Regions from separate parts of the Homo sapiens genome. Here regions 2 and 3 are each linked to region 1. The links are chromatin loops, found by intact Hi-C in ENCODE. Cell type or tissue: ascending aorta. All regions are shown on one strand. Links, peaks and the distances in the headings refer to the core of each region. The heading gives the core; the rest is flanking DNA.

What was found. A loop is a pair of places that touch in the nucleus more often than their neighbours do. Peaks named below come from ENCODE experiments on the same cell type or tissue, not always from the same donor. Only the 100,000 strongest peaks of a DNase experiment are listed, where the experiment ranks them.
Region 2: a loop joins it to region 1, with 2.3 times the contacts of the local background. A loop is called at or near these places in 18 of 110 quality-filtered maps.
Region 3: it touches region 1 in a loop (2.5-fold over the local background); 4 of 110 quality-filtered maps call a loop at or near these places.

The regions. Positions count from the first base shown.
Region 1 is chr9:95,020,287-95,031,229 of GRCh38, forward strand. The region is part of intron 13 of AOPEP (aminopeptidase O (putative)); the gene reads left to right. Among named protein-coding and RNA genes, the nearest start is that of MIR6081, 40 kb to the right of the region's middle. RefSeq lists an enhancer at 2,993-4,192 and a silencer at 8,601-8,751. In ascending aorta, for the core only: a CTCF peak has its summit at 5,583; DNase peaks (open chromatin) are centred at 3,435, 4,251, 5,118 and 5,645; H3K4me3 peaks cover 7,511 bases; H3K27ac peaks cover 8,000 bases.
Region 2 is chr9:95,073,106-95,084,048 of GRCh38, forward strand. AOPEP (aminopeptidase O (putative)) reads left to right here. Exons shown (of 17, transcript NM_001193329.3): 15 at 7,589-7,675; 16 at 9,470-9,614. The coding sequence ends at 9,610. Among named protein-coding and RNA genes, the nearest start is that of MIR23B, 6.6 kb to the right of the region's middle. In ascending aorta, for the core only: a CTCF peak has its summit at 4,480 (motif pointing left); DNase peaks (open chromatin) are centred at 1,766, 4,046, 5,126, 5,996 and 2 weaker places; H3K4me3 peaks cover 4,994 bases; H3K27ac peaks cover 8,000 bases.
Region 3 is chr9:94,795,425-94,806,367 of GRCh38, forward strand. AOPEP (aminopeptidase O (putative)) reads left to right here. Exons shown (of 17, transcript NM_001193329.3): 5 at 5,333-5,578. LOC124902220 (a long non-coding RNA gene) reads left to right here and starts at 4,890. Exons shown (of 2, transcript XR_007061676.1): 1 at 4,890-5,020; 2 at 5,111-5,332. In ascending aorta, for the core only: no CTCF peak of the experiment used is centred there; DNase peaks (open chromatin) are centred at 4,227, 4,621, 5,507 and 7,562; H3K4me3 peaks cover 4,402 bases; H3K27ac peaks cover 7,234 bases.

The DNA of each region.
Region 1 (10,943 bases), core at 1,621-9,620:
GAGGGAGACAGGGAAAGGTCTGGGAGACACAAGATGGTACCCCAGAAGGCCATCCTTTGTAGACTAGACACACATCCAAAGGGAGGGCTGTTTCCTGGCTTATTGAGGACTTTTCCATTTGGGCTAGAAGTAAACTGAGTCAGATTTTGAGAGATCAGTAATTCCAAAGAGCAGATAAGGATTCTATAGTAACACAGCTGGGTTCACTGCACGGGTTGATGTCAAATTGTGCTTTTCATGTTACATTAGTGGATTTTACAAGGCACAGATTATTTGACATTTTTGTGATGCTTGTTATAGACCAACTGTGACATGACAGTATTATTTAAAAAAAAAAAAAGAAATATAGGGCCAGGCATGATGGCTCACGCCTATAGTTTCAGCACTTTGGGAGGCTGAGGCAGGTGGATCGCTTGAGCTCAGGAGTTCAAGACCAACCTCGGCAACATGGTGAAACCCCGTCTCTACTAAAAATGCAAAAATTAGCCAGGTGTGGTGGTGCATGGCTGTGGTCCCAGCTACTCAGGAGGCTGAGGTGGGAGGATTGCCTGAGCCTGGGAGGTGGAGGTTGCAGTTAAGCCGAGATTGCGCCACTGTACTCCAGCCTGGGCAACAGAGTGAGACCTTGTCTCAAAAAAAAAAAAAAAAAAGACATAAGCATGACCAGATAAATTGACATTTTGTTTTGAAATGCAGTAATGGCACTCTCACAAATGACCTTTTCACCAGTCTGTGCTGGTATTTGTAAATATATATGTTAGTATTGTTTTCTAAAATGCAAAGCTGATTTTCATGTTTATATATATTCATACCTTGATATATTGCAATTTTAGAGTTTCTGCAGTCTGTCTAACTTGGCTGTTTGTTCATAGGCCAGATCAAACTACCCTCATTCCCCAAAACTTGGATTGTGAAGGGATTAGTGCCCCAGAACTCTCTGTGTTACTGGCAGGGCAAAATGGGTAGGAATAGTCTGGCTTAGGGAAAAAGACATATTTTCTCTCTAACACAACTGGCAGATACTGAAGTGGGCAGGTGGCAAGAAAAGGCAAGTACTGAGCTGATTCAGACTTGCAGAAAGCTTCCTCTCCTCCTTCTTAGCAAAATGAAAGGCTCTGGGAAAAGGCACCTGCCTTTCCCTGCCTTGAGGATCCTGGCATCCTTGAGTCTTTATTGAAGATTAATTTAATGACTTGGTCAACAATAGCATTACCTAATCACAGAGCATCAGATTATCATAAGACAAATTTAAATGATGCCGAAGTATCTTCCAGCAGAGGATTAGTGATGTACCAGCATGCATGTGTAGCTTGTGTGGGTGTGTGTGCATACAAGCATGCACATGTGCGCACACACACAGAGAGTCTAATTGGCCTTTGTCCTCTGAGCAGGGGGCAGGTTTGGGCTGGGGCCTGCTGTGTGACCACAGTCTCCCATCTTAGATTGAAGCTACATCGCTGTGTGCATCTAACTCTTGATTCACGGTCTGACCGACGCCTTGGTTTCTGGAGAACTGCCCTCGTTTATGGAAGAGTCACTGTCATCAGGAGCCATCCCAGGGAGAGGCTCAGTGGGAAGTGTAAAGGTGGAGCAAGTAAACCGGCTCCAGAAGAGAAGGCGAAGAAGGACTATTTCTGTTTAGATTTGCTTAACCGCATTTTCACTTTCTTGGGAACCCCTGATGGAGTTCAAGGTCATAGAAGAGAAGAAATCAGACACTGCTACAGGACTCTTGCTCTTGGTTCAGATTATTCAATGGGAGGGGAGAAGAGAGTAGTCGCAAGTGATTGTTGTAGATTTTGTCTCAGCTTTTTGTTTTTCTTTGTATCAAACCTGTTTTGAGATCATACACTGTTACAGAGAAAGAGAGGAGGCATATTATAAACGTGTGGACTTCAGTGTTATTCCTTCTCTTCAAAATGATGTTCCAGGTGTCTAGAGGGTGAGGTATGTCATTTACATGAAGGTTAAGAATAAAACAGAAAGTGCCTCTATGGTATTCTTAGTGGGGTTTTTTTCCTCTGAAAAACTGTTGCCAGCATATTTGGGAATACATCCTTATATTATTATTTTTGAGATGGGGTCTCTGTCGCCAGGCTGGAGTGCAATGGTGCGATCTTGGTTCACTGCAACCTCCACCTCTTGGGTTCAAGCGATTCTCCTGCCTCAGCCTCCTGGGTAGCTGGGACTACGGGTGCCCGCCACCATGCCTGGCTAATTTTTTTTGTATTTTTAGTAGAGATGGGGTTTCACCGTGTTAGCCAGGATGGCCTCGATTTCCTGACCTCATGATCCGCCCGCCTTGGCCTCCCAAAGTGCTGGGATTACGGGCGTAAGCCACCGCGTCTGGCCTATTTTGTTTTTTTTTAAAGACAGTTCATTATTGTCTATCTTAATATGTTAGAAATCACTCAAAATAAAGCAGCTGTTTTAACAATAGCTCAGTAGAAATAGTTTGTTGAGAGTGTTTTACTTCCCAAGAAGTTTTTTGATGTAGTTTTCTTAGCAGGAAAAATGTTTGTCTGTTGTGGATGGAAACATTTCCCCCCTTGCCCAGAACATGTGTGGTTTCCATTAACTTATTTTTCCATAGAACTTTGGCCATGGCTGTAGCTGATGCTGTGGGTCACCTGTGCTATTAGGGTTAAATTGAGATCTTAAGGTACCTTTCTCCCCGCTGTAGTCCGGAATGACATGGGTTTGTGATCAGACAAACTGATTGAAATCCCACCTTTTTGCCCCTCACCGGCTTTTTCACGCTGGACCGACTCGCTTCTCTAAGTCTCAGTTTCCTCATCTGCAAAACAGACTTCACGGGAAAACATTTTGCACAGAGCTGCCCCTGCATCATGGGTCACAGACAGTAGTAATTAATGTTACTGGGGAATGGGCTTTTCCAGTACTGTTTTCAGACTTAAAGTCATTTGTTATCTGTGGTGTGTTATGGGAACAGAAGATGTTCCTGAGAGCTGATAGGAGAGACCAGGAAGTGTAGCTGCAGGAAGAATGACGATGAGGGCACGTTTGGAACATCAGCGTGGCGGATGTGGGCCAGCTGAAGTGTCCCCAGCATTAAGACTGGGAAAGCAGCCCAGTCACTTCTCTAGTGGGTCCCAGCCACAGGTGCAGAGGACGCCTGCCTCCCAGGCAGACCCAGGAAGCTGCCCCATGGGGCCACTCTGCCCTAGTCAAATACTGCCTCAGGTTCAGTTGGAAGTTTCCAGTCGGCTCCTCCAAAGGGAGTTTTAGTTGAAGTCACTAGAGCTGTTTTATTGATTTTGGTTGAGGTCTTTGTGAGCTCAATTTACAAAAAGTCTGGTTATCCACAAAAAAATGCTTGCTGGTGTCCTGAGCAACTGAAGAATTCCAGAAACCTTTCAACAACAAGTGTTGAGATCTCCCCTGACCCCCGCCTCCCAGCAACTACAGAGGTCTGAGTTTGCAGTAACTATTATTCTTGTGTGGAATTGGCTCTGGATCGTTAATAAGTTTCCCTGAGCGCTGACTAACAGAAACCCACTTAGTCACAGAAGAAATGGGTCCAGTGTTTGTCCCAGCTATGAGTAATGGGTTATGCATGATTTAAAAAGGCTTCTCAGAAAGGCCTTGCTTATGTAGTCAAGGATCAATATTTTTGAAAAGAAGTTTTTATAGGTAAGCCATAACATTACTTGATAATCAGACATCATTTTCAAGTAGTTAAAAGGGTCATTGGATAAAGCTCAGTGGACCGACACTGGCTTCCTAATTGCTAAGGGCTGAAACTCCACATGCCCTGTAAATTATGAGCATGCTTGAATTTTTTATGGGAAAAGAAATTATGGTTTTATGTCGGATAATTTTCATGTCAAATGTTAGATCAGCCAGCCGGCTCTATCATCCAGGCAGGTTGTTGTTTTTCCCCACCTGATCCCTGCTTTTCCTTGAGAAGTTTATTTTAAATGGAGAGTCAGGAATGAGAGAGAACGTAGGATAGGAATGAATCATGAGAAAAATGCCACCAGTTGTTTTCCATAGTCCGTGTCCTTGTTGGAATATCCTTACCTTTGTCAACAGAGAGTAGCAGTTCATCCACAAGCTCGTGAGCAGCCACTGGCAGCACTGCCTCCATGAGGCCTCGGGAGCATTCTCATTGTTTTCTCCAGGCTGTGCTGTTCTTCCCCTCAGCCTTGAGAGTGACCAGGGATCTCCTAGGCCTAGGGAAACGCCACCTGGTCATTGGCCAGAGCCGTTTCTAGATATGGTATCTGACCCCTGTGTGAGTACCGACTGCCCAAGAGCTGGCAGTAGTTTTGTACTCTGAGCCTGAGCGTGTGGCCCCACGTTCCATGAGGCCTTTGGCCGGTTTGTTTGCCAGAGTGTCTCTGAGAGGAGGGAGAATGTTGGTATGGAGAATAATTTTATTGCTTTCTTCTCAAAATAAAGGAAATACTCAAGGGAATGGTGGGAGGGGAGGGGATAAATATAGCGTTTCCGATTTCCTGCTTCCTCTACTCTTCCACAGCATTTCACTTTTCATACGGTTAGATTTTCATCCTATCGACTTCAGCTAAAAATAATTCCAACCATTTCTATCAGATTGGCCCTCTTATCATACTTGTTATTATTTTGCTTTCCTATTCAAAACCTTTTTTTCCCCTTAGGCCAATGAACTGTTTTACTTTATTAGCTTCATATTTATTTATTTGTTATTGATGGATAATAGGTATACATAGTTTTAGGGTACATGTGATTTAGTACCATCATATAATTTATAAAAATCAAATCATTATATTTGGGATCTCAATCAACTTAAATATTTGTCTTTTCTTTATGCTAGAACCATTCTCAATAGCTTTTCTACAGGGAATAAAAGATGGTCTACAGTGCTCACCTGCTGCACCTGGTGCATGTGTCATGGTCTTATGGCTGGGGCAGTCTTGGTGTCCTGGCTTTTGGATGGTCAGAAATTCTGGCTTGTCCTTGTTCTTCCTTCTCCCGTGATCCATTTTCCCAGCAGAGGCCATTACATATGCTGGTGTCCCCCTACTCCTTCCAGCCTTCTGTTAACAGATACTGTCAGCCCACAGCCACTGCAGACGTGGCCCATTGCTACTTCCTTGTCCACAGCAACAGTGCTGGATACGGCTCAGTGCCTTGTCAGACAGACAAGAGTTGTTGATGAGTCTGCAAAGCAGAGCTGGTAGGTTAGCTGCCAGAGCTGACCCCACTGAGCAAAGCAGTGAGTTTAGTAGGTACTTGGCAAAAGTTAATTCATCAGGAGTTGGGAGAAAAGGTGCAAGAAAGGTCGTCTTAGATTATTGGGCATGGGCTGCCTGCTTACCACATTGGTATTTTCGTTTTGTATAATTATTAAGTTGATAGTGATTTTAACAAATAAAACATAACTTTGAAGTTTGGGAGGTAAGTGACTTGTGTAAGGTTTTAGGTTACATGAGCTAAAGATAAGAATTTCTGTAGTGTCATTTCCTAATTGTTCAGAGTGCCCATTATGCTTAGCCTAGGTGTCTTGCTTGGGTTAGCCCATTCTAAAAGTCGTGTGTTCCTAGGGCAGTGGTCATGATCATCACTGGACTCTGCCAGTTCCCAGGCCCCAGCACTGCCTCCGCCGGCAGCAAGCAGTAATAAGTAAGCTCCGAGTGGTTAAGCCTAATAGGGCTGTGACCCAGTTTGAACTCCGTAATGAGGAAAGAGCAGATTTATTTGCTCCCCTGCATGCGTCCCTCCCCCGTGTTCCTTTATTATCTTTAGAGGAAATTGAATAGCAAAATTCTGCATTCTCATAATGCTAATGGACTGATGTCATCTTTTCCACTCTGAAGTCAAGAAAGTAAGAGAAAACCGGAATATAGATTTAACACTTCATAGCTACCCAGGGCTTCAGCACAGGTTCTTTCTGTGTATATATATGTTTTTAACAACTTTAAGGCGTAATTTACGTGCCATAAACAATTCACTGATTTTAAGTAAGTTAGCTAAGTTGTGCAACCATCACCACAATCTAGTTTTAAAACATTTCCATCATCCCAGAGAAACCCCTGGCATCCATCACTAATCACTGCCTATTTCCCCCTCTCCTCATCCCTAGGCAACCTGTAAATCTACTTCTTGTTTCTGTAGATTTGCAGTTTCTGGACATTTCATATCAGTGGAATCATATAATACATGGTCTTACGTGTTTGTTTTCTTTCACTTAGCATAACGTATTGAGGTGCATGCATGTCGCAGTGTGTATCGCTGTGTTCCCTTTATTCCTGGACAGTATTCCATTTTATGGTTACACCACATTTTATCTGTCTGTTCACCAGTTGATGCACATTTGGGTTATTTCCAGTTTAGGGCTGTAGTAATGCTGCAGTAAGTACAGATGAGTTGTTAAATGAACATATGCTTTTACCTCTCTCCGATAGATGACCTAGGAGTCACGTAAGTTGAGTAAATTTATATGAGCAGTTGAGTAAATGGAGTGATTTAAGAAGCCTAGATTGTTTTCCAAAGTGGCTATACCACATTACCTTCCCACCAGTGATGAACAAGGGTCCCAGTTTCTCCACATCTTTGCCATGAGCTATAAGGAATATAACCTTAACTGTTGACTTGTTTTATATTCTTAGGTACAGAAGAAAGCTAGGAACTATTTTAAGGTATTTACAGTTTTTCAAGCATTGTTAACACATGTTAATTAAAACTGTAGGGTGGGAGTGGTGGCTCACGCTTGTAATCCCAGTACTTTGGGAGCTGAGGCGGGTGGATCGCTTGAACCTAGGAGTTCGAGACCAGCCTGGGCAACATGGCGAAACCCCATCTCTATAAAAAAATACAAAAGTTAGCTGGATACGGTGGCATGCACCTGTGGTTCCAGCTACTTGGGAGGCTGAGGTGGGAGGATCGCTTGAGCCCAGGAGTTCAAGGCTGCAGTGAGCTGTGACCACACCACTATACCCCAGTGTGGGTGACAGAGCCAGAGTGAGACCCTGTCTCAAAAAATAATAAAATAAAATAGAATAATAAAATAAATAAACTTGTAGTCTTTGATGCCTATCCTCCCTACTCTCTAGGTTCTACCACCAGTCATGCATGCAACAGTTAAACACATTCCATTTAATTATGTTTTTTTCTTGTGGACTTGATATAAAGTATTGAGTTGATGTGTGTATGTGATATTGTCTAAATTAAATTTACTTTGAGGAGTGATGTTTTTGGTATTTTGAATTCTTTTTTTTAGTTCTGTTACTCAAACCAATGTTTGTCAGTTTGTATTTCTGATTATACACATTGTTTTAATATAGAAAAGACACACATGTGTCTGTAGAGCCATGTTTTGGGGTGCTTTAAATAATTAAATAGTGAAGTTCTAGGTGTTAGAATTTGGTAGCTTTTAAGGATTCTTTATTAAAAATGCAACTAGCAGTATCTGTATGAATCTAGGCTATCTCCAAAAGCCTTGCAAAAGTTGTGCAGGAAACTTTATCACATCATTAGAACATGGCAGGGGTTACTACGTTTTCAAGTCCAAATGACCAGAGTTTCTCATTATTTTTGCTTATTCTAGAATTTGCAGGTATTTTTAATTTTGGCAGTGAGCAAATCAAGTGAACCTATTTTTCTAAATAAGTCGTATCATCAGTCATGACAGAGCATTCCGGTGAAATAACCCTCTCGTCGTGGGTGAAGTTCAGGACCACCCTTTGGGTCTCAGCAGAATCATGAGCCTCAGAACACTCATTGCAGGCCTGTTTATCTTTCAAATTTGTGCTTGTCCAAATATTCTGAAGCGGGGCATGCAGTCTGTCAAGAGGAAAAGATGAGAGGCATTCCAGTTCACACCTAGCACCCAGGTGCCCAGTGCCAGAAGTTCATGGGAGGAAAATAGTGACAGAGATGATTTTCTTAGGGTCTGATATCTGAATAAACAACCTCAACTGAACACAATTTACATCAATTATTTTGGCCTCCAGAGGCACTTTTGTCATGTGGTGGCAGTTTGTTATAAAGGAACGGTTCTCATAGGGCAGAATCACCCTCGTGGGAGTGATGTGGGTGCTTTGTGATCGGGGTGCTTTGGCCGTGGGTGTATGGAGTCCAGGCGCACTATGCCTGTGGTGCACAGTGCATTCCAGCAGACTGGAGAATTACGTCACTACCCACACAGCCTTCAGGTGCCAGCTGGAGAGCTGTACAGGTGAAAAACTGGTGTCTAATATTTGGGCTTAGAAATTCTTTTATGTACACAGTTTTAATATTGACTCAGGTTTCTGGGAATGAGTCTGAAGGGTAAATCTGGGAAGATTGTATTTTGTTGAATTTTTCCAAGAGTTACTTGCCATTTCAGAAAATCTCTTTTGCAGTGAGAATGCATTTGTGATGTTTGAGTGACCACCTGCCACAGCTGCTTCAGTTTGCATTAACAGCTGTGTGTTAGTGGGGATTCTCCAGGCAGCCCATTGCTTCACTGTTGTATTTAATTGGGTACTCAGGCATCAGCTTGTAAATATTGACGTCCATATTAATGCTTTATAACTCACTTTTCCTTTAATTCTGCTTTCTATTATAGATAGAGCATTGTATTAGAATTTCCCTGCCCAATTGTGTATATTATTTGTGTTAGGTTATCCAAGAATTCCGCGAGAGCCATTGGCCCCAGATGTCCGCAGTGTTTTGGTCCATATTACTGAGATACTAGCCTAGTGTGTCTGGAAGGCAGCGCCAGCTGGTGAGGAACGCACATGGGGCAGAGTTTCCAGGTAGCTGTGTGGGCAGGTGCTGTGTGGCATTGAGCTGTCCTCGTTTGCTGAAAACTGATTCTCTCAGGGGCTTGCCTGGGACTCCCTAGGATGTGGTCCTCTATACTTGCTGCCGTGACCAACATGAAATCTCCTGTCACCGTGCACTCTCTTGGGGAAACTGGGGGTGCCAGAAGACCAGCCACACATTTCTGAGAAGAGGTGAGGGTGAGAGGCAATCAGGCTGGCAGGCCTCAGGTGGACATTACTGAATTCCTTATGGGCATTGTGTAGATGCATACATTAAATCATTCTACCAGTCTGAATTTTCCTGGCCTTTGTCCTTTTGTCTGCGTGTGTTACTGATGAGCCATGCCCTGTAAACCGGTGTGGCCCCTTCCAAAGCCTGTGTTTTCTCAGTAGGGTAAAGTTACTCGAGATCCTCAAGTGTAAGTGCTGTTTCTTTTTTGTGTGCTGCGTGTCACCCTCCTGGGCCCTCACACCTGCCATCCATTCAGTGCCATGCCAGTCACTCCTTCACCCCCAGAATTTGAGAGACGCCATGTGTTAGCAGCTCCTGTTTCAGCACTGATTGGAGTTTCTAAGTTTTCCAGTATTTGTTGTCCTTCTTTCATTTGTTATTTATATTTTGGGCATTTCAGTGTTTTGTAAGCATCTTCTCCAGCAGCTTATCAGGGGCATGGTGAGAATTTAAAAAGGAAAGTTACTCAAGGGAAGGAGGTTGAAATTCATTTCAATTTAATTTATAATAACCAAATCTGTTAATATGAAATCCAGGTGATAGTCTGGCCTCTCTTTCGTAGTGCTTGTCCTGGGAGATGGGTGGCATTACTGATGGTGTGCCCAGCACTCCTAAGTAGGGAGGCCCCCTGGGAGTCCAGTTCATGTTGCTCAAGTTGTTGAAATCTGGATTTGAGTGCTGAGTTGACCATTGCAGCCGTGGTATGATTCTGGTCTCTGCATAAAGTAACCAAGCTTTGTTTTCTGGTGTGATACCTTTCCTGTATTTTTATTACAGTTCAGCATATTTAGTTTCTTGTTTTAAACCAACTCAAGATAAGAAATTTAACTTTTTTTCCCCCTGAATATCAAAGTGATACTGTCTGTTACAGAAAATTCTGAAAATATGGGAAGGTATAAAGAAGAAATTTCAAAATTACCAGTAATCCAGTCACTCAACCAGCACTTTTAGTATTTTGATTGTCTTTTAAGAAGAATAATTATTGAAGAAGAATGGGAGCGTGTTATATATTTGTGACTTTGACTTTGTGACTTCAAAGGTGGTTTCATGCAGGCTACTTTTTAAAAAAATAATTGAATTCAGTTGTTTTGAAATTCTGCTTTTTTGGAAAGATCTGTTATGTACATTTCATAAAAAGCAACTTCATTGACCATGAGTACTGGAATTCAGCATTTAACTGCAGCTGTAGTCCTGGGGATATGTATACCTTAACTGATTCCATTTGATAACCATCTCCTGTGTCCTGGAGTAAATGGCTGTAAGTGCAGAGCAGCGTCTGAGCCTCATGAAGGGATCGTGTCGGACTGTGAGAGGAAGGTTTGTGCATTCGTCCTTTACCTTTGCCTTTCTGCATGTGGCCAGTGATGTAAAAACTGGCAGCAGCCATCCTTCTTCCTCTCTGTGTCTCTTCTTCCTCTCTGAACATGAATCAAACAGGCATCCATTTCAGAATCTCAGGGGACACTGCCAGCTCCCCATCATGACTTGTGTGTTTAGTTTGTAGGCGCAATATGGAAATTATGGAAGATGAGCTTCAAGGTTCAGCAGTTAACCGTGGGTCTATTTCTGCTCTACTTTATGGGTTACACTGAAATGGATACTCAACTTATTTCTAAGAAACATGCAGTTACACAGCTGTCTCCTGCTTTCTGGCTTTTATTAAAATGCAAATAGTCCTCACTTCAAAGTAGCATAATCAAATCCTGAAAGAAGTATAACTGATACTTTGCCTCCTCTCTAGTATTTCCACTATGTTGTCTGGCCTGGCTGGCTTTTCCGACCCTTCTCTGCTAGGCTTGATCCCAGGCTAGTGGAAAGTGTGGTGTTCACAGTGTGCAGTTTTACCCTGGGTGTGCAGTCACATGCACCCCCACATGACATGAGCTCTGGTGGTGTTAACAGCACAAAGTGTTAAATATAAATATGCGTGGCCAAAGAATGTCAATTATTTTGGCAGT
Region 2 (10,943 bases), core at 1,238-9,237, 52 kb after region 1:
TCCCAGGCCCTTACTACTCCTGGGACTCCCCTGCTCCCTCTGCTGTCCTGCTGCGAGTCTCTGACCTGGCCCAGGCTCTTGCTCAGCCATGTGGTTCCTACCTCCTACCTCATGCCAGCCCAGCCTGTCTGTGGCCCTCCCTGCATGTTGACGCTCTTCTAACCCCCATCTTGGGGAGCTGGAGCTGGAGTGGGGCCTGGTTAGAGCAGCTTGCCTGAGCCGACGAGGGTCCAGCCTGGAGCATCAGGCTCTGGAAGCCGAGCTTGTATGTAGGTTTTCACACTGTCCGGGAGTCAAGACACAGTGGGTTATGAAATCCATCTAGTAGGTCACCAGTCAGCATTTTAAAAAAAGAAAGAAGAGGCCGGCGCGGTGGCTCCCGCCTGTAATCCCAGCAGGCCGGGCGCGGGGGCTCCCGCCTGTAATCCCAGAAGGCTGGGCGCAGTGGCTCACACCTGTAATCCCAGCAGGCCGGGCGCGGTGGCTCACACCTGTAATGCCACCACTTTGGGAGGCTGAGGTGGGTGGACCATTTGAGGTCAGGAGTTCAAGACCAGCCTGGCCAACATGGTGAAACCCCATCTCTACTAAAAATACAAAAAAATTAGCCAGGCGTGGTGGCACATGTCTGTGTTGCCAGCTACTTGGGAGGCTGAGGCAGGAGAATCGCTTGAACCTGGGAGGCAGAGGTTGCAGTGAGCCGAGATCGCGTCACTGTACTCCAGCCTGGCAACAAAGTGAGACTCGGTCTCAAAAAACAAAAAACAAAGAATAAAAATACCAGACTGCATTGCGTGTAGTGAAGGAAAGTGTTGGGAAATAACACTTTGATTTCAGTGTGTGTCTATATGTTCTACATATACACATTTGTGGATACGTATGCACACATAGATATGCATACGTGTTTGTACTGACCATCACTCTGCCCCGCACCATTTCCCAGTGCCTGTCATGCAGTTGGCTGCCATGAATGTGCTTGGAATCAGTGAGCCCCATCCTCATAGCCAGTGCCTGTGTGTGTGCTTCCTTCCACGTGCTTTTTGGATACCCAGGTTGCATGTCTGCTTGGGCCTCCTAGGTGGCTCAGGCCTGTACCACAGACATACCCCGTCCTCCCTGTGGCAGTCTGTCAGTGGGGTAGGGTCCACAATCCTGGAACCATTACTTGGATTCCTTGAGGATTTTAATTCTCTACTGCCAGATATGTGTCTGATGTGAATTGGCTTCCACATACCTGCCCTTCATTCTTCCCACCCTAGATTCCAAGACCCTCCCACCTGCACCCAGCCTCAAAGAAGCAGTTGTGTGGAGCACTCTTAGGAGAAGCTGAAATCTTTGCTGTCATTACCCTGTATTCATGGAGGCTTTGGAAACCCGGAAAGTGCTGAATCCCTTTCCAACAGTATAAATTGCGCCTCTGTGTTACCCCGACCTGTACGCTAAGTGAGGGCAGCACTGTCATTGTTTCTGTTGAGCATGTCCCGTAAGCAGAACACTTTGAACAGCAGATGTCCAAAGTAATTTTTATTGGACTAAAGCATTCAAGGGTGCACACCTGTGTGTTGTGCAAAAGTCAACTTCACTGTGATGACATGGAAAGGATCCAGAGACCCAGATGCCACTTCTTCTTGCGAGAGCTGTGCTGATTTATTTCATATGTGAGCTCTCGCCCACTTCCGGCAGGTCAGGAGGCCAGCCAGGCCCAGGCCGCACCTGCTCTTCCCCCTCCCAGGCCACCTGCTTGTCTGCTGCCCAGCGTCAGCACCGGCAGCGGCAGAGGGAAGAGATGAGCACATCCTTGATAGGTGAGGTGTTGGGTGCTTGAGAGGCTGGATCCAGGGCAGAGGTGTGGGTGCTGCAGGTGTCCAGGACCCTGTGCTCACTGCCACGGGCAGCTCTGTTCTCACTTCTCCGTGCCCTGTCCCTGTTTCCCTTCTGCCGTCTTGTTCTTTCTCTACTTGCCCAGTCTCCTTCCCTCCCACACCAACTTCATCATTTTCCTCCCTCGCCCCTTTGGTCATGGTCTGCGGTCTGGGTCTGTGTAGGGCTGAAATACATGCTGACTCTAGGCTCTCAGGTGATTCCTGGCATAGATTTGGAGTGACTTGATGAATTTTAATCACAGTTTTAAAGGTCATTAAATTTTTCAACTATATTGACAATAGAAATATAATAAAATGTGAATATTTGAAGTGTACCATTTGATTACTTTTGGCATATGTACCCATGAAACATTAAACATCAATGAAGAGAACTGAGAAGCCAGATAACTGTATGCAATTAAGAAATACAAGCAAAACCGCCATGAACAAAGTCAGACAGATTGACAAACCTGGAAAAAGCTGCAGTTTCATCAAAGATGAGCTAATTTTCCTAGTACTCAAAAACACTCAACAGATTAACTAGAAAAAGCCAGTGATCCAATAGGAAAAACATGGTAAAGAATATGAATAGACAGTTACTAGAAAGGATTTTATGCACATGAAAAAAATGCTCGGACATGGTGGCTCACACCTATAATCCCAACACTTTCGGAAGCTTAAGGTGGGAAGATGGCTTGAGCCCAGGAGTTTGAGACCAGCCTGGGCAACAATAAGAGACCCCATTTCTGCAAAAAGTAATTAAAAAAAAATTAGCTGGGTGTGGTGGTACATTCCTGTAGTCCTAGCTACTTGAGAGGCTGAGGCCAGAGGATCGCTTGAGCCTGGGAGGTGGAGTCTGTGGTGAGCCACTGCAATCTGGATGACCGAACGACACCCTGCCTCAAACAAACAAACAAACAAAAGAAAGCAGCCATACTCAACTGGTAATAGAATGCCTAAGCTGCCCCGATGGGGATGGGGGCTCTCCCGCTCCTGCAGGCTGGCAGCCCCTCCCAGGGCTCTAGCTCTCTCTGTTCCAGAAATAGCCTCACACCTCTTCAGGCCAGTGGGTAGCTACCGCTTCCATGGTCTCTGGTACTTCACCGTACCTGGCTGGTGTCCATAATACTGTCCCCACCTTTCTAATTAGTCCCTTCCTCAAGTTCTCTCTTAATTAAAAACTAAAGGACCTCATGGACACCATTTTTCACTTATCAAAAGTTTGGTAATTCAGTGGTGGTGATGGTACAGGAAGGTGGGGTCTCACGTCGATTTTGGCAGGAGTGTACATTGCTACACCCTCATGGAAGGCAATTTAGCAGCCTCTCAAAGTGAAGATGTACACACTGATCTGGACACCCCACATCTAGGAAGTTGCACACAGATACCTCAGGGCACCGGATGACCCACACCTTGTGTTTCATTGCATCAGAGGTTGTTTTCAGTCTTTACTGTTAGGATGTAAACTTGTGTCTATCTGTCAGGGTCTCGCTAATCTTAGCATTATTTGTAGTATCATAGACTACCCTGCAACCATTAATACAAGGAATGGGGAATCTCTTCCTGCACTCATGGGAATCGTAAGTCAAGATATCCTATTAAATAATCAATGTAATTATATAAAGTAAATATATATCCTTATCAGGGTACAGAGGAATGCAATCCATGAAGTTATCTTTGTTAGGAGGAAAAGGAAAAATACATTGTGTGTGTGTAAAACACACTGGCCCAGTGGCCACCTGCACAGTAGGGACTGAAGGCAGTCTCTGGGCATAGGGATGAGGGGAAGACCTTACCGTATTTTGTATATTAATCTAGAAAAAAGGATTCTAAAAAGCTGAGAAATAGAAATTGACTTGTTTTGGGGTGTGATTCATTTGCTGATCAGTCTCCATTTGATTGGGTCTAAAATGAAACAGTTACATTTTTCTCCCATCCCTATCCCCAGCTGGACTTTGTCCAGTCTCCTAGGGAGCCAAGCCCTTATCATAATTTCAGATTTAAAGTTCAGATCTCCAGTGCAGGTACCTTGTGGCTGGGGAAGGGTCTGATCAGGTTCTTCTCCTGCCACCTTCCAGGCCTGGGGAGGAGAGGGGGAGGGGACACTATCTCTTGGTAGGTCCCTCTGACCCTCACAGCTGCTCCCCTGCAGACGGCCCTCTGTGTCCTTTGTGGCAGGCAGCCACAGCTGGCTGTCCCCAGGAGCCCAGGTTATGTGTTTCTCCTGCCAGCATCTGCTTTCCTAGGCACGGGACAGCACAGTGCTGTGGCTCTGGGGGAGCCTGGGCCAGCCTCCAGCACTGCCCCGGCTCCCAGACAGGGTGGGAGCAGAAAGGCAGCCAGGAAGTGTGGCTTTCACCTCTGAAAAGCAAACTCCTTCCTAATCGTGCAGAGAAGACAACTGCCCGGGTCCACAGGGAGGCCGGTCGCCCCGCCAGGATGCTGCGGGGTGGCTGGCGACCAGAAGAGACAGTGAGGAGTGCCCACTGGTGCCAGGCACCGTCCTGGGAGCATGCGCTGTCCCTGTTTATTTTTATTCTGACTGAGGAAATTACAGAAAGACACGTTGACCACCCTCGTTAATAAATTAAGAAATAAGAGCAGACCTCTAGACTGGACAGCTGTCCTCTGGTGGCATGCTGTGGAACTCTGTGGCCCCACCTCTCTGGCCCGTAGGGCTTCCCTGCTTTCTCAGCTGCGGAGGAACTTGATGCAGGAGGGCAGAGCATCTTTCACGACCTTGAAGCCCCTCGGTGGTCTGGAGACAGATATTCTGTCAGGGCTCCTTTGGAAATACTGCTGGGCTTAAGTGAGACTGATGTCATCCCCACTCCCTGTGGTGACGAATGGCATGCGAATTGTGGGTCCTTGAGAGTTTGGGGGATAAAAATAAGGATTTTCTTTGTTTCTCAAAGGAACGAAGAAAAGTGAAGACTGCGCGTGAGCAGGAACTATCTGGCCTGCCCAGCCTCCCGCAGCATTTCTGTGATGTCTTCTCAGCATCCTGTCGCCGAAATATTGACATACACTTAGCTCTTTATAATGAAAAGACTTGTTTTTATCTTCTCTTGATGGGGTGGGAAAGGGAGTGGGGGTGGGAGACTGGGCTTGGTCTGTCCTTCCTGGATGCTGTTAGCCTCCAGGGGTCAGAAGCCTGGGTCTCTTATTAATCTTGACAGTAAACTATTTCTAACAGTAAGAAACGTGGAAATACTGACTTCAGATCCGTGGTGAAAGAGCCTCTTCCACCCGCCATCTGGACCTGCACCAGCTGTGGGCTGCCGCTGCCTCCGGCCGCCACCGAGGGCCTTGTTCTACTAGGAAATAAGCCCCAGTTTATGCTTCGTTGTTTCTGTGTGTGTAAATAAGATGAAGGAAAGCACAGAAAGAAAAGGAGAGGCGAAACCCTCCATTCTCACAATCAAATCTAAATTGTATAATGTCCTCCAAGTTTTAGAGTGACAGCAGTCATTGCCAAAAGTGTGGTGTGGTCAGATCAGACAAGCGTTGGTTGTTAGAACACTTTAAAGAACACTTAGAAACCGACAGGTCTCACGCACGGGACCCTCCCTAAAAGCTGGCACACGTAGGGTTTCTTTTGTGCAGTTAAGAAAATAGGCTCTTTCCCTAAGTCTCAGAGCAGCAGCTCCTGTCCCCAGCTGTCGCTCCCATCCATATGTGGCCATCTCGCCAGACCACACCAGCTTGCCTGCAAGGCCCTTCAGCCTTGGGGAGCTGGTGCCCATCTTCACAAAGCTCGCAGCAGATGACACCTCTGCTGGTGTGTGGACCTGGCAGTTTGGTGGCACATTTAGGTGGCTGTGAGTTGGAAGAGAGATGAGGGACGGAGGCGTCCAGCGGGCAGTTTGGGTTCTCCACAGCTGGGCGCAGTTTCTTCTAGCGGCTTCCTCTGGCATGGGATGGTGAGCTAACTTCTTTGAGCTCTGGTCACTTGTTCTTTCTGTTGGGGAGGTGGAGGGACTCTTTCTTGTATAGTGTGTCGTTAATTTCTGTTGGCTGTACAGGAAAGCACATTTTGTTGAAGGTGGAAAGATTTTGCCGTCCCAGCCTCCTTCCCTTTTGCTCTGAGGGCAGAGGCTATCAGCCCCTCCCAGAGGCATGCCACTTCAGCACTTCAAAGGGCCTGGCTGCCTGCGAGCCCAGGGCCGCCCAGTGGAATTCCTGAGTTAACACCCGTTCTCAGAGGGCACTGTGGCCTGGGGGAAGGATTCTTTCCAAAAGATTGGTTTCTCTCCTTCAATCTTAACTGTTTGCATGTAAACCTATTTAGAGTAGATTAAAGGAGAGATCTGGCTAGGTCAGTGGATAATGATGTCATTTACAGGGGCCCTCGCCAAAATGTTGACATTGCTTACATTTAATTATTGCTGCAAATATATTACTATAGAGTATCTCCCTCTTTCACAGTCAGTAAAAACAAGGGGTGATAGAAGGAGGCTCTTCTAAAATGCACATAATCACTTCTATGTATGGCTGATGTTGGTTCAGTGATGGAGTATAAAATGGTTGACGTGGTATAACTGAGAGTGCTTTGATGCAGTAGAAAAAGGCAGGGGACTGGATTCTGAAAAACAAGTGGTAGGTGAATCTTCTTGTAGAGCATGTGCCTGCAGCACCGAGCAATGCCGCCTGCTCCGGGATGTGGGGAATACCTTGCGCAGGTGGTTCTGCCTGTGTCCAGAGGGCGGCCAGGGCTGGCATCGGACTCTTCCACTGTGTCCGGAGATTTGAAGAGGGTGGGAGTGGGGGTTCCTTCCGAATTCCTGCAGGTGAACGTTTAATAAAGTGTATCTTTTAAAAGAACAGCATCCACCTTTAGCTTGTCTGTTTTCAATGTTGTGCAAACCTACACACCTGTGGATACACAGCAGGAACTATCCACTTCAGGGGTGTCCTGGGCTTACTCCTTCCCCAGACTCTCAGAAGGGTGCTTTGCCTCTTTCGGGGAATTAGAGAGCAGTGTCTCCGCCTCTTACTGTGTTTGTTACAAATCAGCAGCACTGAGTCAAATCTGCTGCAGGAACTTAAGGAGTGGTGATTTGAAAGGGAACCCTCACTCACAGCACCCTGAGGAAGGAGCACCAGCAGCCTGGTCGGAATGTGCATTGAATTTCCCGTTATGCTTTGCGTTTAGTATCTGTCATCTTGCAAAATCATGTTTAAAACAGTGAAACACCCAACAGAAACACCTGCTTTTCTCTCTAAAGTTGACCAACAGCCCTAATTAGCACTGTGGTTTCTTTCTTTAAAAAGTAAACTTACTGCACGGTGGCTGACGCCTGTAATCCCAGCACTTTGAGAGGCTGGGGCGGGCGGATCACGAGGTGAGGAGATCGAGACCAGCCTGGCCAACATAGTGAAACCCCGTCTCTACAAAAATTAGTGGGGCATGATGGCAGGTGCCTGTAATCCCAGCTACTTGGGAGGCTGAGGCAGGAGAATTGCTTGAACCCGGGAGGCAGAGGTTGCAGTGAGCCAGATCGTGCCACTGCACTCCAGCCTGGGTGACAGAGCGAGTCTCTGTCTCAAAGAAAATAAAAAGTAAAAAAAATATACTAAAAGAAAATGTAAAACTAAGTGTGTCAACAATGCCAGCCCATTTGAGAGCACAGCTTTCCGGAATACAGAGGCTGCCTGTCACTGGGCCCGGTGGGCTGGGATGCCTGCCTGCTTGTCGCTCACTGGGCTCTCTCTTGTTCCTCCAGGTTCGCCATCGGTGGTGTGAACTCATTGTTAAGCACAAGTTCACGAAAGCCTACAAAAGTGTGGAGAGGTTCCTTCAGGAGGATCAGGTAGGTGTCATCTTTCAGCAGATGGGGATTCTGTAAAGGCTGTCCCTGCACTTCACACAGGAATCCACGTTCTCAGTATCTCTTTCATAACAAATAATTAAATCTGTTACAGAGATTCTTAAGGACTGGTGGGATCTTGCCTAACACTGATTTTTCTGAGCTGCTTTTTTCCTCTCTCAATGTCTTTGAAGGATTGAGTTGAGCACCTTCAATGCCGCCTTGTGGCCCACACGTCATCCGATGCTGCGTGCTCACACTTCACGGCATCTCCAGCACCTGCTAGGCCATGCGTGTCCCTTGGTGACGCCGTGGGGTAGATCCCTGATTTCAGTGGCCCTCATTTAAAGTACACGTGCAAGTCAGACTGGGAGAGCCCCGACGGGACAGTCTCGGTCTGTACCTGCACCTGCCGTGCTGTGCTAGGCGGGTTTCCTTCCTGTGAGAGCTTTTCTCACTGTTCACCAGGGACAGCAGTCACCTTCCTAGGAGTTCACAGGCAGTGCGCATGTGGGAGCGGATCTGGGGAGACCTTCATTGGCCGCCTCTGATGTCCGCAGTGTGTCAGGTCACCAACAGGTGTGTCCTGTAACACGTCACAGCCTCCCACGCCTTCCCCATTTCCCCACTCTCCACCCCCTCTGCCTCTGAATGAGTGGCCTGTCAAGCACTGTGGGTAACAGCATGGAGCTGCCTTCCAGCTGGGGTGGAGAGTGGGAGTGAGGCAAACAAAAGGACTTTTGATAGGGTCTCAGTGTGGGGGACAGCCAGCCAGTGAGGCCTGAGGCCTCATTATTCCTACAAAGAAAAGTACATGCCTTTGTACCAGAAGAAATGTCACATTTGCACAGCAGAGCAAGAGGTATCTGGAAAAACATACAGGAGTATAAGAAGGACAAAATTTAAGAGCAACTTTATGGTCTGTTCTAAAGACCAGAATTCACTGCAGTATATTTAGAATTGTGATCTTTGACAAATAAGGATCACCATGTCTGGACTTTTTTGGGAAAGCACTTTTGAACCCTTAACTACGAAGTTTTGCTCTTGCGATGTCTTTGAGACCCTTCTTTTAGTTTACTCCAGCGGAATGTAACTCGTGGCATAACTAAGCATGGCACAAGAGAGTAGACAGATCCAGATGGGCCCTTGGGTCTTCTAGAACGTCCTTGGCTATTTTAAAAATACAGGAAAAATGCAGATGTGAGTGTTTGCGGCATTGTTCCCAAGCAGCAGAGCCGGTGCGGGCTACGGTGCAGGGCTGTGGAGGAAAGGGCGCAGGCGGGGTGGGCGTCTCTGCGGGCATCGTGATGTGTCTCTGCCGCGGCTGCTGCCTGCTGTGCTCTTTGCTTCCCTGGCAGGTGAAGGACTTCCCGGATGAGCTCAGACCAGCTACTCCTAGGGACACACTTTGCGGGGCAGGAGTCCCGTGTCTGTAATGCCACACAGGCTCTCCGCGTGGTAATTCTGGGAACCATCTCTGTCTGTTCAGAGCGTTCCTGACACGGCCATCATGGTGGGAATGCCTGCTCATCGTTCTGTCACCAGTGAAATCGTCAGAGTCTGTGTAGAGAATTGGGAGCTGAGGATTCCTTGGGGTTTTGAGTACAAGGAGGAGACAGGGATTGCAGACTGCAGCTTCCAAAAGCACAGTCAGCCCACGGCCTCTGTCTTCTCTGGGGTCTTTGCAATTTCTAGACCAGCAAGTGTGTGTGGAACAAGCACAGACTGAGCTCATGTGTGCGTGTGTGTGGGTACCCACACCTTCGCCTGATGCCCTTTGGCCTCTGTGCCCTGCAGGCCATGGGTGTGTACCTCTACGGGGAGCTGATGGTGAGTGAGGACGCCAGACAGCAGCAGCTCGCCCGTAGGTGCTTCGAGCGGACCAAGGAGCAGATGGATAGGTCCTCAGCCCAGGTGGTGGCCGAAATGTTATTTTAACGAGGTGATTCTCTCCCTTTCCTTTCTGTCATTTAGTTCTAACCAGATACTCCTTTTAGGAGCCAACTAAATCAGTAAGCCGAATAGTTAGCCAAGACTACCCGCAGCATCAATAGTCGGCTCCCTGGCCCAGGGCCTGGAGAGTAACTGGCCAAGTGGGTGCTGGGCTGGTATGGGAGCCCCGGGTCCCTGGAGCACCTTGCCTGGCTGTGGCAGTCACCGGGAAGCAGAGGCTGTCCACCTGGAGGCACAGCGGCACTCCTTGGCACTATTTTGGCCACTTCAGGTTTTATAATCTGTTGAAACAAAAATTGTGGGGGAACATCTTGAGTAGGTTTAGAGATGGAATGGGAAGCCTGGCAGAAGCGCTGGTCCAGTCTTCAGGGTCACGGCTGATACAGGAGTTTAAGCGGCCGTGTGACTCCAAAGCCTAGCTTCTGCAAGCAGATGTTTTCTTCTAGCCATGTGTGAATTGGAGGTTCCTTGGGCTGTCCACGCCTGGTCATCGGCTGGCAGGAGGCTCTCCAGGCACACGCAGCACACACAGCACATGCACCACACGTAGCACACACACTGCATGCAGCACACACACACCAGAGGACGCACCACACAGAGCACGCACAGCACACACCACACAGCGCACGCACCACACAGAGCACACGCGGCACACACAGCACACACAGCGCACGCACCACGCAGAGCACACACGGCACATGCAGCATACACACCAAACAGCGCACGCACCACACAGAGCACACGCGGCACACGCAGCACACACACCACACAGAGCACCTGGAGCACCCACAGCACACACACCACGCAGAGTACACGCGGCACACACACCACACACAGCGCATGCACAACACAGAGCACACACAGCACATGCACCACACGTAGCGCGCACACTGCATGCAGCACACACACCACACACAGCGCGTGCACCACACAGAGCACCTGCGGCACACACAGCACACACCGCACGCACCACACAGAGCACATGTGGCACACACAGTGCACGCACCACACAGCACCCGCGGCGCACACAGCACACGTGGCATATGGCCTCCATGACCCTGTGTCTTGAGGGCAGGTCCTACTTTTTGCTTTGTTGTGTTGGAGCGGAATTTCTCCCCTGGCTTCTATTGGAGTCCTAGATTATTTAAATCACTTCCTCTGTTAATTGTGCCTGGAATTAACCTGTTAGATTTACTTCCTAGCAGTTAGTTGCTCAGTATGGGTTTCTACACTATTAAAGCAACCTAGCGGTAGTACACAAGGTTTTGTTAGGATAGCTGTGAGATTTTTTTTCTCTAACAATCATCATTATTTCTGT
Region 3 (10,943 bases), core at 1,351-9,350, 230 kb before region 1:
AAAGCCACACTTTCCTTATCTGTAGAATGAAGGCTTTGTCCATGGGTTCTCAAATTCTTGATGGTGAAGAAGTACTCTTCTCTTTTTCATCTAAGGCCTCAGCATTGATTGATTGTTAGAGGAGCTGTGCAGTTGGAAAATGTGTGCCTTTGGAAGGCTAGGGGAAGGCAAAGACAGACATTTGTTATTTTGCCTTTCTAGCCATATTCCAAAGAGATGTGGGGTTGAGGAGTGGGCAGCAGCCACTGACTCTGTGCTCTCTCCTTCCTGCTCAGAAGCAACTTAAATGGCTTCTCAGTTTTCTTGCATCCACTATTCTGAAAGGAGGAAGAAATGGTTAAATCAAATGAAGATTCTGGGAAGAGATGATGTCTAAAATTCCTGTCGGGCTTTAGGGGAAGAAGCAAGTACAACTCCTCTCTTGTCCTCCTAAATTCACCAGTTGAGGAACAGACAGAGGAGATAAAAATAAAGGTTTTATTATTGACAGAAGCTGGACTGAAGGAATACTCAGGTGCATGGTCTCAGTGGGGTTTCTGAGACTCCATTTCCAAATGAGACAAATTTACCCACCCAGTTACCAGCCCAGCTGGACTGCTGCTGTCCTCTATAACACAGATGTAGAGTCCACCTGACACATGGCAGGGGCAGGCCCAAAGTGCACCCTCTGTGTGCAAGCAGATTCAAAAGAGAAAGCCTGGAATGGCCCAGCCAGTCAGGTAAGCTGGGGAGAGGTCCGGGTGCCACTCTAGGGAAGCGCGTCTTTCCATGGAACTGTGAGGACTGGTGAATGGGGTTCCTCCCATGCCCCCTTCCATGTCCAATAAACTGTGACTGAGTTTTCCCTTCCTTTATCAATATGCTTGTCCTTCAGGAATATGCTGCTGATAAAATCATAGCTTGCATTTGCTTAGTTCTGCCCTGGCTGTGCACTTCATGTGTGCTGTCTTTAGCTGTCAGAAAGTGGCTTTGTTTTCATCCATTACATGTCTGACTGCATGCAAAGTTTGCCAGCAAAGGTGCTCTGAAGTGCCAGTCACAGTGGTGTTTTTGGTTATGTTCACATCTGGTCCCTTTTGCCTTCCCCAGCACCCGTTCTACTTCAAACCTTCCTAAGACCACCAATCAAATTCATGTAAATCCAACTTTCACAGGGGCCTGCTATACCACAGGTTTTCATTTGCCTAAAGTGCTCATCTGGGTTCCAGAAATTTGGCCAAAGTGTTGGTCACTGAACTTTTATGATCAGTGTTCATGTGGGTAAAATTATAGTAAGAACATTCCCTCTTCCAGCTCCACTTTCACACATGCTCCAGCCACTCTGGGTGAGCATTTTAGTAAATACATTGATTATAAGGCTCTCAGATAAGCTGTTGAAAGTTTATTAATTTTATTCAGCTGTAGTATAACCTTCAGCCACAGGGGAATCTTTGTGTTATGTTTCTTTAACCTCTTGAGGCCTTTGTGGGGGCCATACAGTTTAAACACGACACAGAAACTTGGATAAAGTCCAAAGGAACTTAGCAAAAATGATTAAAGGCATGGAAAATGGGCACTACAAAGAAGAAAACACATTGAGACTGATTATTTGAAAGAAGAATCTGGTGGGGAACAGGTCTTCTTTAGAGTTGTAAAGTATATGAAAAGTTGCTTTGATAGGAAGTACAGCATCTTTGAGTCGGTGCTGAATCTATGGAAGACTATTACTTTGTAAAAAGCACAGAATTGGCCAGGCGCGGTGGCTCACGCCATTAATCCCAGCAATTTGGGAGGCCAAGGCGGGCGGATCACGAGGTCGGGAGATCGAGACCATCCTGACCAACATGGTGAAACCCCGTCTCTACTAAAAATACAAAAATTAGTTGGGTGTGGTGACGTGTGCCTGTAATCCTAGCTTACAGGAGGCTGGGGCAGGAGAATTGCTTGAACCAGGGAGTCGGAGGTTGCAGTGAGCCGAGATTGCACCACTGCACTTCAGCCTGGCAATAGAGCAAGACTCCGTCTCAAAAAAAAAAAAAAAAGTACAGAATCCCCTGACCTCTTCAGAAACAAGGCGATTCTATGAAGAATGGCTTATGTGCTGAGTTATCATAGAATCATAGTGCCAGAAGAAACCTTAGAAAAGATTTTCATTTGTTTATATTTTAAGTATAATTAACATACAACAAAACGTGCAGATCTTAAGTGTTCAGCTTGATGAGTTTATGATGATTGTATACAGCCTAAACCTGATAGAGAACATTCAGTCTCCACAGTAAGTTAGTAAATTCTCTCATACCTTTTTTTTTTTTTTTTTTGAGACAGAGTCATGCTTTGTTGCCCAGGCTGGAGTGCAGTGGTGCGATCTTAGCTCACTGCAACTCTGCCTCCCAGGTTCAAGTGATTCTCCTGCCTCAGTCTCCCAAGTAGCTGGGATTACAGGCATGCACCACCACACTCGGCTAATTTTTTTGTATTTTTAGTAGAGATGGGTTTTACCGTGTTGGCTAGGCTGGTCTCAAACTCCTGACCTCAAGTGATCCACCTACCTTAGCCTCCCAAAGTGCTGGGATTACAGGCATGAGCCACCATGTCTGGCCTCTCATATCCTTTTCTAACCAATTCCTTACCTCCTCCAGCAGCCACTTTGGTGAGACTATGTTAAAGATGGGGAAAAAGAAGCCCCAGATACTGAGTTGCCTGCCTTGGTCACAAGTGAGCCAGTCTGAGAAGACAGTGAAGCCCAGGTTTCCTGATCCCTATGTGGGAACGCAGAAGTGGCTTTCCTGATGCCATTTCTGTGTCCATTTCTATGGGAGCCTTACCCTTCTCACCTGGTCAGAGCTTGATTGCCTTAAAGTCCTGCATTTTTTCCCAGGCTTTGATTACAATGGTACTAATTCACACAACTAGAATCATCTTCATCATCTGAGCTAGTGCCTTTTATGCCCAGAGAGATTCTAACTTGCCTTGTTCCTGATTGGAAAAGGATATGAGAGAACTTACCGTGGAGTCAGAATGTTGTCTATCAGGTTTAGGTTGTATACGATCACCAGAAATTCATCCGGCCAAACACTTTTGGGTGTATCTTTGGCTACCTCAGTATTCTCTAACTTTAGGGTTCTTGGCAGCAGGAAATAATCTTTTCCCATGTTATATTTAGAGAGACCATTAGAATGACCTTTTTGCAAAATTGTGCTGTGGTAGATATAATTTAAGCTTATGCCTCAGCTTTGTCCAGAAGATGCCTGCACACTCCAGTTTCTCTGTGGTTTAACACGATCTGAAAGCTTTGCAATAGAGATTATATGAACTGAAATTACTGTAGCACATTATATACCTGTGTAAATACATGAGAAAAAGATACTGTGGTGGTTAATTTAATCAGTGGCCTTTTTCACTTTGCGAGACCTTTGACCACATTCATGCACAAGCACAGTACTTGTCATTAGGTGGGCATTGCAGCCTTTTTAGTTAAATGTTCACCAACAGGCACCTTGACTCACTCTCTCCACAAAGCAAGGTTATCAATCCAGGGACTTTGGCCAGAATTAAATGTCAAGAATTATATTCTTCATGTCATCTTATTCTGACAAGTTTTTATGGGCCTCCATCCATTTTCTTACTCTCCGTTGTGGTGAAATGCCTTCAGTGCTGGAAGCTGTGTTCTATGAACCATGCTGCTAGAAGGTGAGGCTTATCTGTACCTAGCCATATTGGTCTCCTGAGCGCTGGCCTTGGGTAAGTGAAAGGTACTTCTTACATTTGGAGAGGAATTATTGTTGCATTCTGCCCATATTGGGACATGCCAGCATCTTAAGATTTTTCATTATTCACTGTGAATCAAGTGAGCACCTGTAGTTATAATTGGCTGGGTGCAGTGGCTCATGCCTATGATTCCAGCCCTTTGGGAGGCTGAGGCAGGAGGATCATTTGAAGCCAGAAGTTTGAGACCACTCTGGGTTACAAAGTGAGACCCCATCTCCAGACCCCATCTCTTAAAAAAAAAAAAAAAAGGCTGGATGTGGCATGGCAACATGCCTGTAGTCCTAGCTACTCAGGAGGCTGAGGTAGGAGGATTGCTTGAGCCCAGGACTTGGAGGCTACAGTGAGCTATGACCCTGCCACTGCAGTCCAGCCTGGGCAACAGAGTGAAATCCTGTCTTAAATAATAATAGGCCGGTTGCGGTGGTTCAAGCCTGTACTCCTAGCTGTTTTGGAGGCTGAGGCGGGTGGATCACTTGAGGTCAGGAGTTTGAGACCAGCCTGGCCAACATGGTAAAACCCCGTCTCTACTAAAAATACAAAATTAGCCAGGCGTGGTGGCACACACGTGTAATCCCAGCTACTCAGGAGGCTGAGTCAAGAGAATCACTTGAACCTGGGAGGTGGAAGTTGCAGTGAGCTTAAATCATGCCACTGCCCTCTAGCTTGGAAGACAGAGCTAGATTCCATCTCAAAAAAAAAAAAAATAATGAAATAAATAATGATTAGAGGGGTTTTTCATTGTGTTTGAATAAAAGACATGTTAGCAGGTGAAAAAATGGAGTACTGTTGGATGTAGGTTTGAGTAGATAAGTTCTCTTGAGTCCTGTGAGTCAGGTTCTAGGAATTCTCTTTCAGTTCCGCCTTTGATGGAATAACTGGCAGTGGTCGGATGAAGCAGGCTGGGGTCTGATCTGTTTCCTTAAAAGGCTGGCTCAGTTAAATTTGTTCTGAAAGTGGGTTGGGAAAAATACTGTATCAAAAGTGCCTCTGTATTCCTTAATAACAGCTTTTGATGGGCTGTGTAAAGAACATTTAGATTACTATTCAGTAAAATGGTTTGTGTTCTTTCGAGGAGTTTGAGCCTGTAACTTTCATTTGGTTCATGGTTCTCCCTCAGTCCAAGTCTTTTATTCTAGGTAATCCCAGAATTGGATCTTTAATTTGTGTGTACTGCTCCTTCCTTTCTGAGTTATGAATTGTCTCTAATTTGGAGATTGTTCATATGGTGATACTTGAAAACATCTAACCGAGGGCAGGAATTGTTTGTATTTTGGTGAGAAGTTTTATTGTTTGGAGTCTTTAGAGGTCCCCCCACAACAAAGTTTATTCTAAAACAAGATTTTACTGCTTTCTCTTATCTTAGATTGAAGCTAGTCTATTGATTCAAACACATGAATACGTTTTTGTCCTGTAAATTTTCACTGCTGCACAGAGCCAGTCAAGCCAAGAATTGAAATGAGCAGTCTTTGCTTGTGAGTCTGTCTGAACCTCTGTCTCCTAAAAGTTGTCTACATCTGCAAGATTGCCTCACCTCCACAGCAAGAATAATAAACATGTTTTACCATTTATTTTGTGTTATTCCCAGGCATGTTGGTGTTTGCAGTCACATGGAATACCCCTGCCGCTTCCAGAATGCTTCTGCCACCACCCAGGAGATCATTCCTCATCGGGTCTTTGCCCCTGTGTGCCTCACGGGTGCCTGCCAAGAGACCCTTCTGCGGCTGATCCCTCCTTGCCTCTCAGCAGCACATTCTGTTCTGGGAGCACACCCGTTCTCTCGGCTGGATGTTCTCATCGTCCCTGCCAACTTTCCAAGTCTGGGGATGGCCAGGTATGTTGTTCCATTGTGGCACTTGGGGTACATACATTTTGGAAATTCTTTGACTATGTCTTGCTTTCCTTGAGCTCTGTCAGAGCAGTCATTTGATTAGAATGGAGGGGCTATGGTTGCTCATGCTTGGACATCTCATTGCTGCCTTGAGGGACAATTTTAATGCAGACTCCCTCATGCACGAGCCTTTGAGTGTCATGGGCTCAGTTCAGACTGTGTTGAAAAGAAAAGGCTCACATTGTTGCTGGGATTGAGAATACATAGTGCCCCCTGAGTGGTGACTGTTGGATCATGGCTGATCAGTGGCTGTTAGCTTGGATGATGACAGCATAATGCTAATGAGCCAAAGGTTATAGCATCAGGCTCTGGGCACAGTAACATGACTTGGTCCCAAGGCCACAGGCTACTCACCTAATCCTGACCAGCTGTCTTGTCCATTCTCACCACTGGTCACAAGGGCAATGACTTGAGAGACCCTGAGTCAGATAGACTGTGGATGGATCAGTGTAAATCTATCCCTACTGCTAGAAAAACAGCTCAAAGCAGATGGCTTACTGTGGGGGTTGGAGGAGGAGTCACGTGCTACTATTTTTTAACAAATGCACTTTTGCTGTTGTGTCCTGGTTTGGTTCCCTGTATTTATTTAAGCTAAAATCTATTAATTAATGCCATTGTTCAGTCATTAATGGGTATCTGTGTTCCACTGAGAAAAGATAGAGAATGTACTTGGTTATATTTCCATTTTAAAATCTTAATCATTAGCAGTGAATATGCTTGACTAAGGATGGGAAAAATAAGCTCATCAAAACATGTGACTTCAAGTTTTTCCCTATTAGTCAAGGAAATTCCTGCTGCCAATTAATTCCCATGCTTTTGAGCAGCTGTCATTTGTGGTGTTTTCCCTGAAAACTGCACACATTCTTAGTAAAACCATGAGCAGAAAAGAACTGACCAGAACATTTGCTTTTGATCTTTACTACATGTATGTACTTTAAAGACTGGCTGGCTTGCCTTAATCCTTGAGGAGGTCTGAGAAAGTCATTTAGACTGATTTTTATCCTATGTTTATGAAGATAATGGGAATGCAGGAACTAGGATAATTATATATATTTGGTTACGTGCATCATATAATTGTCTTGGATGTCTATATATAGAATTTTTCTTAATGGAGGGGGGGGCTTCTTTTGTCCCTTTGAAGAGTCTGCTGGCCTTAATTTAAGTAGTAGAGGTGTTGGTGAAAAAAGAGTTGTTCATTAAATGTTTCTTATTTGTACATGGGTTTGAGGGGCCCTATTTACTTGGGAGTTTTTAGCACTTCATGAGAATTGCAGTTTTTTAAGGCATGTTTGCTAGCAGTTCCAAGTTCTGGCCTGAGGGAACCAAAGGCAGAGTATTTTTCATGCACAGGATTCTGTTTTCTATAGCTCCTTCCTGACATCAGTCTGCCAAATACAGAATGAGTTGACCTGCAGGCAATTCTCTAAAGCTTCTCTTTTCAAGTTTGCATGCCCAAGCAGGTAGGCTGTGTGTTTGCTGCTTTTTGCGATATTTGAAGTGATTTAAACATGCTTAACTCTGTATTTTTAGAGTGGCAAGCCTGAGTACCATAAGACCAAATGGTCCTGGGCACAAATTTTGAAAAATATGGTGGTGATCATAACTTAGCAACAACAAGACTGCTTTTATGCTTAAAAGCAGGAGAACCGTATATTCAAAATTTGTGGTTGGTTGTCAAATACCATTTTTTTCCCTTCCTTTTAGACTGTGGAAGTAAAGTCTGCCCAGGTCTAGATGTTTTTCTGGACTTATTACCATTCCCTGGATGAGAGCTGTGGAAGGGGGATTGTGGTCTCTTCCACTGCCAGGTGGGGTGGGGAAGGGAGGTGCTCTGTTTTTCCAAACTCTGGCTTCAATTGATTCTGCTTGCTTGGCTTGACTCTGTCGGGATCCCAACACCTTGGGCTACATGCAGCTGAGTGGGGTTTATGACTCAGCTGGCTACTGGGGCCCTGCTGCTTTATTTATGGTCGAGACTTTGCTTGAGGTTTTATAAAGCAAAGCTAGAACAAAAACGATGGTTTTGTAAGTCAACTTCATACCCTAAACAGGAATAGAGAAACCTCAAGGCTAGGAGGAGTCATCCAAAAAGACCTCCATACTGAAACCTGCCATTGTCTTCTTAGTTATAATATGCTGAGAGATCAAAGGACTTCTTGGTAAATTAAATGGCTCTTTCCCGAGTCCATATTTTATAAACATGTATGCAAGATCGTAAATTCCATACCTCTGGACTTCTTTAGTGATTAGGTCTTAATTATAATGAATACCATTTTATACCATTTCAGTATTCTTTTTTGGCAAATGATATTAAACATTCCCTCATGAACTAAAATGGGTAAATTATTAATCATGTTAAGCAGTTTCTGAGAATTTTAGATAATATAATGATTTCACTATTTTGAATATTACGTATCATAGTTTTTATTGAATAAGCTTAAAAGTCTCCTCTTTGATTCTGTTTTTGAGCTGGATTCTGATATTTCAGTGAAGTGAGGAAAAACACATTTATAAAACTTGAATGTATGATAATGACAAATCAGTTTATAAGAAGGTAAATAATACACAAATAATATTTTAGAATTTCGAATGCTTTTCAAACATGGCAGTAACTAGAACATTTATCAATACTGCTCTTCATGATTTTTGTCACCTTTTAATATAACAGGAGCCATTACTAACTGACCCCCTCCCCTACCCTGGTCCTTTTCCAAATCACTGTTCCAGGGGAGAGGGACTTTAATTCTTTGCTGAGAAAAATCACTAGTTTGCCTTTCAGATGCTTTCCTCAGTGGGTGTGTGTGGGCTTTCAGTTTTTGTTTCATTGTGTTTTTGCCTTCCATGAAGACTGAATCTGCCATATCAGGAACCGTAAAGTATACATTTCTTGACTTGACTACTATGATGTCTGTATGAAGATATGCATGCATTTAAAATGCATCTCTGAAGTACACACAGCTCTCTTCCTGTTGGTTTAATTAATATTCTACTGTTTTCATTGTGTCCTCGTATGTTCTCAGAGTCTCTGCTGGGGATTGACTGGCAAGCCTAGTTTCTTAATTTTGAGAAATAATGAAAGGAGCTCATCATCACACTTACACTCTCTGTTATAACAGCAGTAACGTTAATGGAATCATATTCTAGAACCAGGCATATGACAGTTGCTTAAAAATTAACACCTTAATCTTACCTTTGTATGTGTGTATAGGAAATGCTTTGCTTTGCATTTGTCTCTCAGCAGTTCACAATTACATGTCATGGCATAGTTAGGTTGGCAGAACTACCTAGCTGTCGTCCATATATGTTCTTTTTTTTCCTTGTATTTGAATTTCAAGAATCTCTTGCAACTTATTTCAGAGTGGTTTTCTGTGAAGAGCACTGAAGTTAAAAAACCATGTGCTGTGTAGTTCTGCTTCATGGCTCAGCTGTTCACATGCATCTTCACCCTTCATCCCACTGGGAAAATTGAGGGGAAAAAAATGACTATAGTGTGGCCGATGACAGGTGACAGATTGTTTGAGCTTTTCCCCACCTGTTCTATACCAGATAATCTTGATAATTTGGTTATTGTTTATTTATTCTTGCAATAAATATTTATCAAGCGTATACTGTGTGCCAGATAGTACTTACGATGCAAAGCCTACAAGGGTGAACGAGATAGAGGAGGCCTCTGTCCTTATGAAATGGACATTCTAGTCAGGGGAGAAAATTAGTGTACGTGAAACAAGTAATTAAGATGTATGCTATGAAGAAAATAAAATCAAGTAAGTGTCACAGTGGGAGAATCAATAGCATCGTTAGGGTGAGAGGGAAAAGCTTCCTTAAAGGGTGACATTTGGGCTAAGACTGAAGAATAAAAAGGAATCAGCTTTGTGACCATCTGGTGGAAAAGCACTCCGGTCCACAGGCCTCAAGGTGGGAACCACTCTCATGGGTTGGAGGAGTAGAATGAAGGCCAGGATGGTGGCAGGTCAGTGAGGTCTTAAAATGGCTTTCCTTAGCCCCGTTCTTAGTGAGCTTGGGTGCCAGGAGCAAGTGAGTCACTAAGAAATGGCAAGATTAAGTCAGGTCCATCATTCTAGGCAGACGGGTTATGGGAAGAGATCAAATTTTTTTTTTTTTTTCTTGGGACCGTAGATACCTATACCATCTCCCGACTGGCTAATGAGAACCTGATTGGCTTAGCAGCTGCTGTTCTTGAGCAGAATTCTCCATGGCTGAAGCTATCAGAACACCTGGCACCCAGACGGGCAACCGTCCCTTTGTAGAGAAGGGAGAAGTCTCAGATCACCACGTTTTCTTCCCCTGGCAGCTGTTGATTGATTCTTTGCAAGGGTTTTTGACATCGTTGGTCACAGAGAGGGAAGCTGTGTCTCATCCTAGTTTTATTTGCTCATCCTAGTTTGAAAGGTTTTTTGTTTTTTGTTTTTTGTTTTTTTTTTTAAAAAAAGCAACAACAACTGAATGAAAATAGGATTGACAATTAAAGACCATAGAAAAAATTATCAATTATTAAAATCTTCACAACATGCTTCACTATGAGGAAAAACTATAAAGCTCCCTATTACACAAGGCTTATTCTTAAAAGGTTTGATTGTGCAATAAAAGACTTCTGAATGTTTATACTAGTTCCTGACTATTGCATGCACAATTTTCTTAAGTACCTCAATTTGCAAATAAACGGTATGCACGTACATGCCCAAGAATGAATGTAACCAGCCTTTTCCTCCACTCCCTCCTCCCGGGTTAGACAGGGTGTTGTCCTGTTTATTCTTATCTCCCAGCCAATGTGTAATAGAATAAGCAAAACATAACATGCTGGTACAAAGGGCCTGTTGTTTTCAGCTTTCTAATTATGCTCCTTTCTGCTGGGGAAGGAAGCAGTCATAAATTTCTGTCATTATCTTAAGTAGCAAGGTTTCACAGCTTTGAGAATTTTTCTTTGTTTGTTCTTTGTTGGCTTTACTTGAATTTTTGATCCCTCAAACCAAAACCACCCTACTTTTAAACAATCCTTCTTTAGATTTCAGGGGATGTGACCCCCTGATTTCAAGGCAAGATGCAGCCATAGTGATTCTTTGCCTCAGGAATCAGATTTTGAGCCTTAAATTAGTATGCCTTTGAATTCACCATGGCTGCCAACTTCTCTACTTTCTCCGATGTGCTGCATATTTTTGTTTTGTGTGTGGGTTTTGTTTCTTGTTATTGTTGTCGTTTCTTTCTCAGATTTTAATAAATTCTCAATTTTCTTTCTGCATGGATTGTTTTTTAAAAAGATGTTGAATGGGCATTTCTTTCCCCTGTTGTG